Regions from separate parts of the Homo sapiens genome. Here all the other regions are linked to region 3. The links are chromatin contacts, found by Hi-C or POLR2A ChIA-PET in ENCODE. All regions are on one chromosome and are shown on one strand. The core of a region is the stretch at or near the end of the contact, and the rest is flanking DNA. Distances in the headings are between cores, read along the strand shown.

Region 1 (3,446 bases), core at 156-2,655, 130 kb after region 3:
ATTAGAGAGGACTGACTCAGTCCCTCATGATTCCCTGGATCAACAGCCAGTATTACTTCTTACTATTTGACAATTTCAACAGAAAGATTGAGTTGTTTTATATCTTATCCAGCTTTTAAATGGTTGTCAGTGGGAAATGTAGTCCAAATACCTAGCCTAATGCTATTGGAAACTGGAAGCACTATCAGTGAAGTTCCCCATTCAGTTATAGGCGCACTCTATGCTAGACTGAGTGATATTTCTATGGTTAGTACGCCCCCGGGGTTAGAGGCTCCCTGGTCTTTGTCAACTGAAACCGCTGAATTGAACAAGGAAGGAGAAAGAGGAGTTCCAGAGGCAGATCAGATGCTGATGACCAAGAGTACGGAACTTGGCCACTCACGGGGCCTGCCAAGGTCCTAGCACGTAGTGTGCAGAGGGCAGGATCTGAAAATGAAGTGTTTGTGAATGGTGTGCAACAAACAGTAACCACTTCCTAAAGAATAGTCAGGCACAGTGACAGATTGGACAACAGCGAGAAGGGACTGGCTAAGGACTGGCCGCCTGGGTTCCGAGGCCAGAGTGGGGGAAAGGAAATGCAATGAGAAGGGGGATGGGGAGAAGGCAGTGAGAACCCCACCACCCCAGCTCTGGGCTTGTGAGCAGGTGGTGAGACCTCAGGGCTGGGGTTTGGTCACCTGTCACCCCTCACCTCTGCTAGACGCTTCAATCTGCCCAGGCCCTTTGGGGGCAAAGGTCTTCCAATGAGATGGTATCATGAATTCAGGCCTGTCCCGAGGAGCTTGCACGGAGAAATGAATAGTAAGATTACACAAGCCTCCTCCCTCCCTGCCTCTGGTGACCCAGATGGAGGGGGAGGCCCACCGTGCTGCCCCAGGCTTTTTCCAGCACGAAGGAGTTCTTCCTTGGGGTGGAACCCCTTGGTGAATTAGGAAGAGATGTGCGGTGGGAAGAAGAGAATGGTGCAGTGGGAGGAGGGGCAGAGGCCAATCCTGAACGCCCCAGGGGCCCTTTGCAATGCAGAGCGGTCCTGGCAGGGGACGCCCAAGTGGCGCTCGAGTTGGTCCCAGGGAGGGATGCCACGTTCTTACCTCTAGCAAGGCCTGGGTACGAGCTGGGGTTGTGACACGTGTGTGTTCAGAGCCAAGCGGCTGGTCCCTGAATTGGGTCACCTCAGACGGGCAACGGTTGATCTATCCCGATTGCTGAGATGAGATTTCGTCCTTCCTTGTAAAACCCAGCTGTGCCCCCCGGCTTCTGCCAGCACCAAGGCACTCCTTTGTCCTAGCGTTCCAGGAGGCTGAAGAGCTGAGTAACCCAAAGGGCATGGCGCCCAAGCCGCCTCAGCGCGCTGTCTGCGAATGGGCTCTAGGCGCTGGGTCGGGCTGCTGGGCCCGGCTGCTGGGCCCCAGGGGCTCTAAGGGGACAGGATGTGTTGGGACCTTCACTTATCTTCCTAGCACGTGCGGGGGCTGCAGCCCAACTTCCCCAAGAGCGGTGTCTCCCTGGCACAGCTTTGGAGTTGGAGGGATCGCCCCCTCCCCTGCCTGTCTTTCTAACTTGTTTTTCTGCTGACGCTGGAGCCACGGTACTTTTGCTTTTTGAAACACCCTGTAATTGGAAGAAGAAAAAAAAAAGACGAGTCTGCTCAGTGTTATGAGACAGGCACGTGCTGCCCTCTAATGGCTCCTGCCTTGTGGGTTTCCAGGCTCCCCGGGGAAGGGGCGCCCCAGGCCTGCCTTCCTGGAGGGTCTGCGGAGGGTTTCCTTCCTCCGGGTAAGCGGGCCCCTTTCCCTGCAGCCTGCTCAAGCGTCGGGGAAAGATGTCCGAAGACAGGTAGCTTTGTGTGGCTGGCTGTGAGAGGAGAACGGTCCTACATTCCACTCCAGACCAGGAGCGTTTCTTGGAGCCATGTACCCTACCAGCTTAGGAAGGAGTTGCTCATCCTCCCTCGCAGTCCCTCTGTGTCTACAAAGGAAAGCACAGCGCATGGCAAAGGCCGGTCAGCAGGCTCGTGCACGCAAACAGGCTTCCTTTTCCTGTCCTGCTGGCCAGAGGGGATGCGGGGGATGGGGTAAAATGCTGCTGATACCCCCCTCAGACTTTCCACTGGCAGCCTCCGGAACCTACTCAAAAGCCGAACACAAACCTCTTGAAAAAAAACATCAGAGTTAATGTTTGCAGAAACTGAAGACATTGGTTGGACATAGTCCAGTTCTGTTTAGAGGGGAAACTAGGATTTAATCAAGGAACAAAGTTCATAGGTGTGGGAGGAAAACCTGGGAAACGTTCTGTTTTGGTAGCTGGAAAGCTTGTCTCCAGAAGTGAAGGAAAGAAGCTGAAAGAGGAACTTGTATTTTCCTCCAGCGAGCTCAGATCCTGGCAAAGGGAGAGCGTGATGCTGGTGCGAGCTCTGTGGCTCGGTGGGAAACAGTGCAAAAGTTAGTGTTCCCAAGTTTAGAACGTTTTATGTAGTAAGGGTTCTTGGAAAAGTGCAAACAAAGCAGAGTGGTCCTTCTTGAGCTTTTCCTAAGTTGGGAGTTACTGGTCACAGAGCTTAATGAGGCAGTTCCTGTGGGAGCGGCTGCTCGGGGTGGCAGACCACTGCTAAATTCTGCCCCCGGAAGGGTGATGGAGGCAGAAAGTGGAGAAGGCTGGGTTGAAATCTGACTGAATGAGCCTCATTTTCACAGGAGGGTTAGACAAGAAGTCCCTTTCCTGGCTGGCCACTTCTTGTAGAAATGGAGAAGCATTTTTATTTTTTACCTTATTTAGATCTTCAGTTACAAAAGGCTGTCATTAGGAAATGAGTCTTTCCCCATCCCTTCCCTGCTCAACTGTAGAGGATGAAAGTTTTTTTTTTTCCTTCTCTCTTTTCTGATAATCCTGAGCAAATTCTGAAGAAACACAATTTTTTTTTTTAAAGTGTTCTCTCTTTCAACAGAACTGGCCTGAACTTTTGGCCTAGTCTCTCTCCATAAGCCTGATGGTGCTCATCCAGCCCCAGATCGTGTGAGCAGCTCTCTAAGGCTATAGGAGCCCCGGGCATGTCCTCTTCAGGCCCTGTGGGAACCCTGGCTCCCACATTGTAAGGGATTGTCAGGAAAAAGGGTCAAGCTGGCTGTTAGTGCTGGCTTCAAGGGGACAGAGCTGGGTCTGAAATATGTGTATTTTCTATCTTGAGTTTTGTTTTATGAGCACCCCTGCAACCCACAGCTTACAGATGCCACAAGGTGCCTTTGGGAGATGTTTTTCCAGTCTTGTTCAGCAGGGAGCCCCTTTCCCCTAACCAAGCATTTCACACAAAGCCAGTCCCAAGTCTGGAGACCTCAGTATTTCCCCAAAGCTGGATTCCTGCTGAGCTGCACACATCTGCTCCCTAGTTGGTTCTATTTGGGTAAAATCAAAAGTAAACAGAGGGCCCTGGGCTTATATGTGATGTTTAA
Region 2 (3,560 bases), core at 166-2,665, 220 kb before region 3:
CTAATATAGCACCAAGGCATGATTATGATCCAAGCAGACTCTTTGGGCCCATTTGTGCCAGAGACTCCGTTATTTTGTAATTAACAAATATCGTGAATTTGCTTTGAAGATTGTCAAAGAACATGACAATTCTGCCTCAGGTGTTTGACTCAGGGCAAAGCATTTAAACTCTATGTGCCTCAGTTTCCTTTTCTATAAAGTGGGACTAACAATAGTAGCCTACACATAGGTTTAAATGTGAAGTGCCTGCCTGACACATGGCACTTAATAAGTGTTAGCTATCTTATTTCATTTATTTTATTTATTTATTTATTTATTTATTTATTTATTTTATTCATATAGACATGCGGTTTCACTATGTTGCCCAGGCAGGTCTCAAACTCCTGGGCTCAAGCAAACCTCCTGCCTCAGCCTCCCAAGCAGCTGGGACTAAAGGTGTGCGCCACAGCATCTGGCATTAGATATCTTATTTTAAACCTGGTAAAAAATGTTCCATTAGGCCAGGCGCAGTGGCTTATGCCTGTAATCCCAGCACTTTGGGAGGCTGAGGCAGGTGGATGACCTGAGGTCAGGAGTTCGAGGCCAGGCTGGCCAACATGGTGAAACCCTGTGTCCACTAAAAATATAAAAATTAAGCCTGGCACGGTGGCTCTCACCTGTAATCCTGGCACTTTGGAGGCTGAGGTGGGCAGATCACGAGGTCAAGAGATCGAGACCATCCTGGCCAACATGGTGAAACCTCGTCTCTACTAAAAATACAAATATTAGCTGGGCATGGTGGTGTGCGCCTGTAGTCCCAGCTACTCGGGAGGCTGAAGCAGGAGAATCGCTTGAGCCCAGGAGGCGGATGTTGCAGTGAGCCAAGATCACACCACTGCACTCCAGCCTGGGCAACAGAGTGAGACTTGGTCTCAAAAAAAAAAAAAAATTTAGTGATAATGTAGTGATGGATAAAAATCTGAGCCCATAATACCTTCATCATTGTTAGTAAGTCCTGTTTGACTGTCAGCACCACCAGGGAGTCAGGAGACTCAACTCTCTACCTCCTCCTCTTCCCACTGTCTTATTCCCTTAGTCTAGATCAGGCCCTGGAATCTGCATTTTAAATATCTTCCTTGAGTGAGTTGGACACAGGTCGTCACCAAACTGACACACATATGAACAAAAAAAAAAAAAAAAAAAGAAAAGAAAAGAAAAAATACAGACAAATATAGCCCTGGAACTTAATGAGGGAACTGGGCCAAATCTTGGGTGATTCCCCTCTCCCTCGAAGAGAGGGATTTATGGTTTAGGTAAAAACCATTAAGAACACATTGGTTTTTTTCATTGGTTTCACTTTGAGTTTCTGCCTCCTGCAACCCAAAACACAATCATACAGAGCTTCGCAGCGTGGGTCTGGGCCCTGCGTGAGCAGGGCCACGTGACCGAGACTGCCTGTGCTGAAGAGCTGAAAGCAGAGGAACACACAGGCAAGGGGAACCTACAGATATTTCCCCCTTTACTTTCTTTTCTTTTTTTAAAAAAACTATAATCCCATAGAGACATATGTGACAAGTCTGACAAATGGACAAAGGAATGACGCTTGTTCTCATTTAGAAAAAGCTTGCTGATGCTGGATGTGTGTCAATGCACAAAGCTGTGGCTCGAATAGCCAAGGACATAGCATGTTTTTTTGTTTTTGGTTTTTTTGTTGTTTTTTTAATAGATGAGAGCTTCCTATGTTGCTCAGTCTAGTCTCAAACACCTGACCTCGCCTTCTTATGTGCCAGGACAACAGGCCTGAGTCACCGTGCCTCCTGACATAGCATCTTTCGTACAGGATTTAGGGAAGCATGAGAGCACTGGAAATAAAACCTAAATGGTGGGTGAGCTATAGGTAAACACTGAAATATCATGATCTTATTAAAAAGAAAATAGTGAACCCAAAGAACCTGATATACAAGAGAAAATGAACCAGGCTGCCAAAATCCTCTGTTTCAACAACAGAAGTCAATGGGATACAGTGGTTTAAAATCATGTAAAGTGAGTAAAATGTTCAACCCTGTGAGAACAGAGCAGTAATCGTGATGGGCCATCAGCCAGATAAAAGTGTCCATATTTCTGGTCCCAGGCAGTATCTCTCTCTCTCTCTTTTTGTTTTGTTTTGTTTTGTTTTTTTTTGAGACGGAGTTTGGCTCTTGTCGCCCAGGCTGGATTGCAATGGCACAATCTCGGCTCACTTTAACCTCCACCTCCTGCCTTCAAGCAATTCTCGTGCCTCAGCCTCCTTAGTAGCTGGGATTACAGGTGTCCACCACCACGCCCGGCTCGTTTTTGTATTTTTAGTAGAGATGGGGGTTTCACCACATTGGCCAGGCTGGTCTCGAACTCCTGACCTCAAGTGTTCTGCCCACCTCGGCCTCCCAAAGTCCTGGGATTACAAGCATGAGCCACTGTGCCCAGCCTCCAAGCAGTACCTCATGCAACACAAGTATTTAAGTATTTATCAAAGATGGTCATAATCAGCTCTTAAAACATACTAACTAAACACAACACTGTACACAGAAACACTTAAAAATACCACTTATAAGAGCATCAAAAGTTTTAAGGTATTTTAATATATTTTAAAAGTTATATATATTCCTATATATTATATGATATGTAGGAATATTTACTATACACTAATACATATGTAATATAATATATTCTACGTATGTAGGGAGATGTAGGAATACACACAGTTGCAGCATTTCAGTCAACAATGGACTGCATATATGACAGGGGTCCCATGAGGGATAGTATATACACATTCCTTATAACACCATATTTTCACTGTACCTTTTCTATGTTTACATATGTTTAGAGACACAAATAATTTCTGTTGTGTTACAGTTGCCTACAGTATTCTGTACAATAACATGCTGTACAGGTTTGTAGCCTTGGAGCCATAAGCTACATACCATATAGCCTAGGTGTGTAGTGGGCTATACCATCTAGGTTTGTGTAAGTACACTCTGATGTTCACACAATGACAAAATCACCTAATGATGCATTCCTCAGGATGCCTCCCCTTCGTTAAGTGACACATGACTGGATTGTATATTCTACAGGTCAAGTTTTATAAAGAAAACCACAACGTTCTTGGGGCATTGAAGAAGATATACATAATTGGTGTTCATGCACTTATATAATTTTACTATGTGCCTGAGACTATTCTGAGCACTTTGCACATATTATATGCAAGACATGTAATCACCTAATCCTCTCAATTACCCTATACAGTAGGTACTATTATGACCCTATAAGGTAGGTACTACTACGATCCCTATTACACAAGTGAGATAACTGAGACACTCTAAGGTCAAATTCTCCAGGGTCACATGGCCAGTGAGGAGCGGAGCTAGGATCTGCACCCAGGAGGTCTGCCTCCATCCTTTTAGCGATTCTGCACACTGCCTTTCAATGTGGTACACTCTATTGTAAACGTGCTGGTTCTCCCCACATTGGTCTACAGGTTCAGTGCAGTCCTAATAACTCCAAAAGATTCTGTAACAGAATTGGAACTGTTTCTAAAATTTACA
Region 3 (3,495 bases), core at 688-3,187:
GGGCTAGTACGCCCTTCAGATGCTCCAACGTTGAGTTTCCTTTTGTGAAGGATTTAAACCAGATTGTTGCTTTTACTTGAGTTGTGCTGATTATAAATACTTAAATTCCACGACGTATTTTAATTTTCAATGTGCACGATGTCCAGCAAGGAGAATTCTGTCCAACATTTTTTTCCCTGTCCAACACCTAAAGGCTATTCATACCAAGTCAGGCCGTAACTCCACAACTGCATTTCAGCATATCTCCTGTTTACCTTGTACAGTAGTATAGTAATCTGAAATAATTTATACTAGGTGCTTATCTATTATACTTTATACATAAAAAACAAAGACAATTTAGAGAAATAACTTACTACATATTTTGAACGAAACGCCCTGGGATGTGGTGGGGTAGAACAACAAAAATAAAAGAGAAATTTTTAAATCTGAAGGGAATTTTATCCTGAAATATAGATTTTTAGATAGATTCGAAGCAAAGAGGATAATGTGTCATGCTATCTTTTTTCTTTTGTCACAGCTATTTTTAATCTTGATTGGTTCAGAAGTTGAGGCATCCTGAAATTCTACTGGGTCCAGTCATAGCTGCATATACAATATACACCCTTCCCTTTGTTGGCTGTATGGGCATCTTTTTTCATTTCTTGATCTTTTCTCTAGTTGTTGCTTACAACACATCATAGTCAGACGATCAAGATTTATCCTCTCGGAATTTCTCTTAATAGTTCAACTGCTGGAGTCAGACAATTGAGTTCAAGTCTCACTTGCAAGCTCTGTGACCTTGAGCAAGTTCACCAGTCTTTCTAAATCTCATCTGTTAAATAGGCATAATAATGGTGCCAACTCACAGGGCTGGTGAGGATTAAAAGAGATTATTCACATAATGCCCTTAGCCCGGTGTCTGGCACTCAGTAAATTGTGACTGTATTTATCTCTCCTCTGCCAACCTCACCCTGCCTTCATACAGAGCCGTGCCTCCAGGGTGATCGGAAGCCTCAGCACCAGCATCCCCAGCAGCCTGTAAGAAATGCAAGTTTTCCATCCCACCTCGGACCCACACAGTCATCCCTGGGAGATCTATGTGTGGGACAAGTGTCAGAGGCACCCTACACTAGATTCTAGCTTCCTTCCACCTCCGGGTGGTTCTGCACACCAGCTCACACTTTGCTCTCAGGTCCTGCCCCACCTCATTCCTGGGAACAGTCCGGCTGCAGGTGTGGAAAGAGATGGAGGTAGATTCTGGGAAAGGGCTGTTGACTCAGTACTTCTGGATGGACCAAGGGCGTGGAGGGTATTTGGCCCATCCCTGCCTCAAGCACAGCCAGCAGAAAGGGGAACTGAAAGGAATTTCTGAGTATGCCTCAAGGAAGCCAGGGGAATTAAGCAAGCCCTTGGGGGAGGGGAAGGGCCTGAATCCCTGAATAAAGGTGAGGCAAGTCGGCTCTGGGATGCAAGCTTCCCAGTAAGGCTGCAACGGGATGCCCAGCTCCCTGATCAGCAGCTCTCCCTCTCCGTCACTCCACACCCTTCCGCCAGCCCCAGGGGACAGCGGCTGCATGTCCCAGCTGCACTGCCTGCTTTCCTCCACAGCTGTACCGGGAAGACAGTCCAGCCCCCACCCGTCACTCCTCTGACAAACGTTTGCCCTGGTCACCACGTATCTGGGTCATAACCAACAGATCTGCTTATTTGCCTCATATGGAAAGTTGTGAGCTCACTCAGGCCAGGATTTCAGTCATTCCTGCAACCACTATTTACCAAGTACACTGTGGCCAGGCTTCATCTGGGGGCCAGGATACAGCTGAGAACAAGGCAGACGAGGACCACAGCTAGCACCCCTTGTCCCGGCAGACTCATCCCACCAGCGGGGCTCGACTGATCCCCTTGCCTCTGCTCTCCCTCCCTAGGCTCCACCTACTCAGAAGTCCTCGGGCAGCATTTAAGGACACGAATCACCTGACTTCACTGCGGGGAAATCCTCTCACGGCATGACTTCCTGTCACAGTAGAATAGAACCCACGCTCCGACCCATGACCTACAGCTCTCAGCATGCTCACTCTAAGAGCTCTGCCAGCTTACAGCCCTCACGTCCTCATGGTGCCAGCAGCCTCCAAACCTGGTCCTGCGACACAGGATCTCTGTTGGTTCCTCATCCTGGGATGCTTTTCCCAGACCCTCCATGTCTAGCTCCTTCCTCCCATTATCTGACAGCTCTGTGGAATGCAACCCCACCCACCCATCATCACTATCTCCCATTCTGCCTTAGTTTCTTCCTTCGTTCTTCCTTTTCTTTTTGACAAGGTCTTGCTCTGTTGCCCAGGCTGGAGTTCAATAGTGCAATCATGGCTCACTGCAGCCTCAACCTCCTTGATCCTTGATCCTCCCATCTCAGCCTCCCAGGTAGCTGGGACCACAGGTGTAAGCCACCAAACCTGGCTAATTTTTGTTGTTGTTGTTTGCGTTTTTGAGAAAGGGTCTCACTCTGTTGCTCCCTGGGTTCAAGTGATTCTCCCATCTGAGCCTCCCGAGTATCTGGGACTATAGGCACGTGCCACTACGCCCGGCTAATTTTTGTTTTTGTTTTTGCTTTTGTTTTTGTTTGAGACTGAGTCTCACTCTGTTGCCCAGGCTGGAGTGTAGTGGTGCAATCTCCACTCACCGCAACCTCCACCTCCTGGGTTCAAGCGATTCTCCTGCCTCAGTCTCCCAAGTAGCTGGGATTACAGGCGCATGCCACTATGCCCGGCTAATTTTTGTATTTTTAGTAGAGATGGGGTTTTGCCATGTTGGCCAGGCTGGTCTTGAACTCCTGACCTCAGGTGATCCACCCACCTCAGCCTCCCAAAGTGCTAGGATTACAGGCATGAGCCACTGCACCCAGCCAGACTTGCTAATTTTTGTATTTTTTTTGTAGAGACGGAGTTTCACTATGTTGCCCAGGCTGGTCTTGAACTTCTGGGCCAAGTGATCTGCCAAAGTGCTGGGATTACATGTGTGAACCACCATGACTGGCCTGCCTTAGTTTTCTTAGTAGTATTTATCCCTGCCTAAAATTCTCTTCGATGACTATTGTCTTACACATGCATTTGTTTACTGATTTCTCTCCTTCCCTAGAACGTACAAGTTCCATGGAAGCAGAGACTTAGTTGGCTTGTTCACCACTCTATCTCCAATGCCTAGATGGTGGCTGGCACTCATGAGGAGCTCAATAAATATATGTTGAATGAATGGATGGAAAATGGTTGGATTTGGAGTTTATAGAATATCTCACTAAATTCTGGTCCTGAGGTCTTTTTTCTCCCACTCCCTCAGTAGAGGCACAGGCTTTTGAGATGGCCAGCAGGCTGCAAATGTGACTCCTTAGTCTCTAAGATTTGTTAGGGTGTCAATGATGGAAATCTAATGATACTTCCTGGCTCTAGTAGAAGTCCTTCAGGACGTCAGAAAATAGATTTAGGGAAAAGTTGCTATTGAATATTAGCCTGGGAGTAATAAACA

The links. A loop is a pair of places that touch in the nucleus more often than their neighbours do. ChIA-PET counts read pairs that join two places held with the same protein, here RNA polymerase II (POLR2A). Pooled maps may share reads with other maps.
Region 1: a map of PC-3 shows a loop between it and region 3 (2.2-fold over the local background). The contact joins two enhancer-like sites. A Hi-C loop is called at or near these places in 1 of 168 maps with a recorded cell type or tissue (PC-3) and 6 of 50 pooled maps. POLR2A ChIA-PET finds 5 or more read pairs at or near these places in 1 of 52 experiments (MCF 10A).
Region 2: a loop to region 3 is called in a pooled map, with 13 times the contacts of the local background. The contact joins two enhancer-like sites. A Hi-C loop is called at or near these places in 1 of 37 single-sample maps with no recorded cell type and 8 of 50 pooled maps. POLR2A ChIA-PET finds 5 or more read pairs at or near these places in 2 of 52 experiments (MCF 10A and activated naive CD4-positive, alpha-beta T cell).

The regions. Positions count from the first base shown.
Region 1 is chr6:6,722,946-6,726,391 of GRCh38, reverse strand. The region is part of intron 2 of LOC101928004 (a long non-coding RNA gene); the gene reads left to right. It overlaps LOC101928047 (a long non-coding RNA gene), which reads right to left. Exons shown (of 6, transcript XR_001743949.2): 5 at 1,092-1,611. Among named protein-coding and RNA genes, the nearest start is that of LY86-AS1, 100 kb to the right of the region's middle. RefSeq lists enhancers at 1,540-1,599, 916-1,609. Within about 2 kb of position 1,405, at least 29 of the 41 ENCODE cell types and tissues checked have a DNase peak (open chromatin) inside an H3K27ac peak, as active enhancers do; they include PC-3, where a contact is called at or near this core.
Region 2 is chr6:7,071,791-7,075,350 of GRCh38, reverse strand. No RefSeq gene overlaps it. Among named protein-coding and RNA genes, the nearest start is that of RREB1, 34 kb to the left of the region's middle. RefSeq lists an enhancer at 1,452-1,691. Within about 2 kb of position 1,415, at least 5 of the 41 ENCODE cell types and tissues checked have a DNase peak (open chromatin) inside an H3K27ac peak, as active enhancers do.
Region 3 is chr6:6,855,178-6,858,672 of GRCh38, reverse strand. No RefSeq gene overlaps it. Among named protein-coding and RNA genes, the nearest start is that of LINC03055, 29 kb to the left of the region's middle. RefSeq lists an enhancer at 818-2,017. Within about 2 kb of position 1,937, at least 21 of the 41 ENCODE cell types and tissues checked have a DNase peak (open chromatin) inside an H3K27ac peak, as active enhancers do; they include PC-3, where a contact is called at or near this core.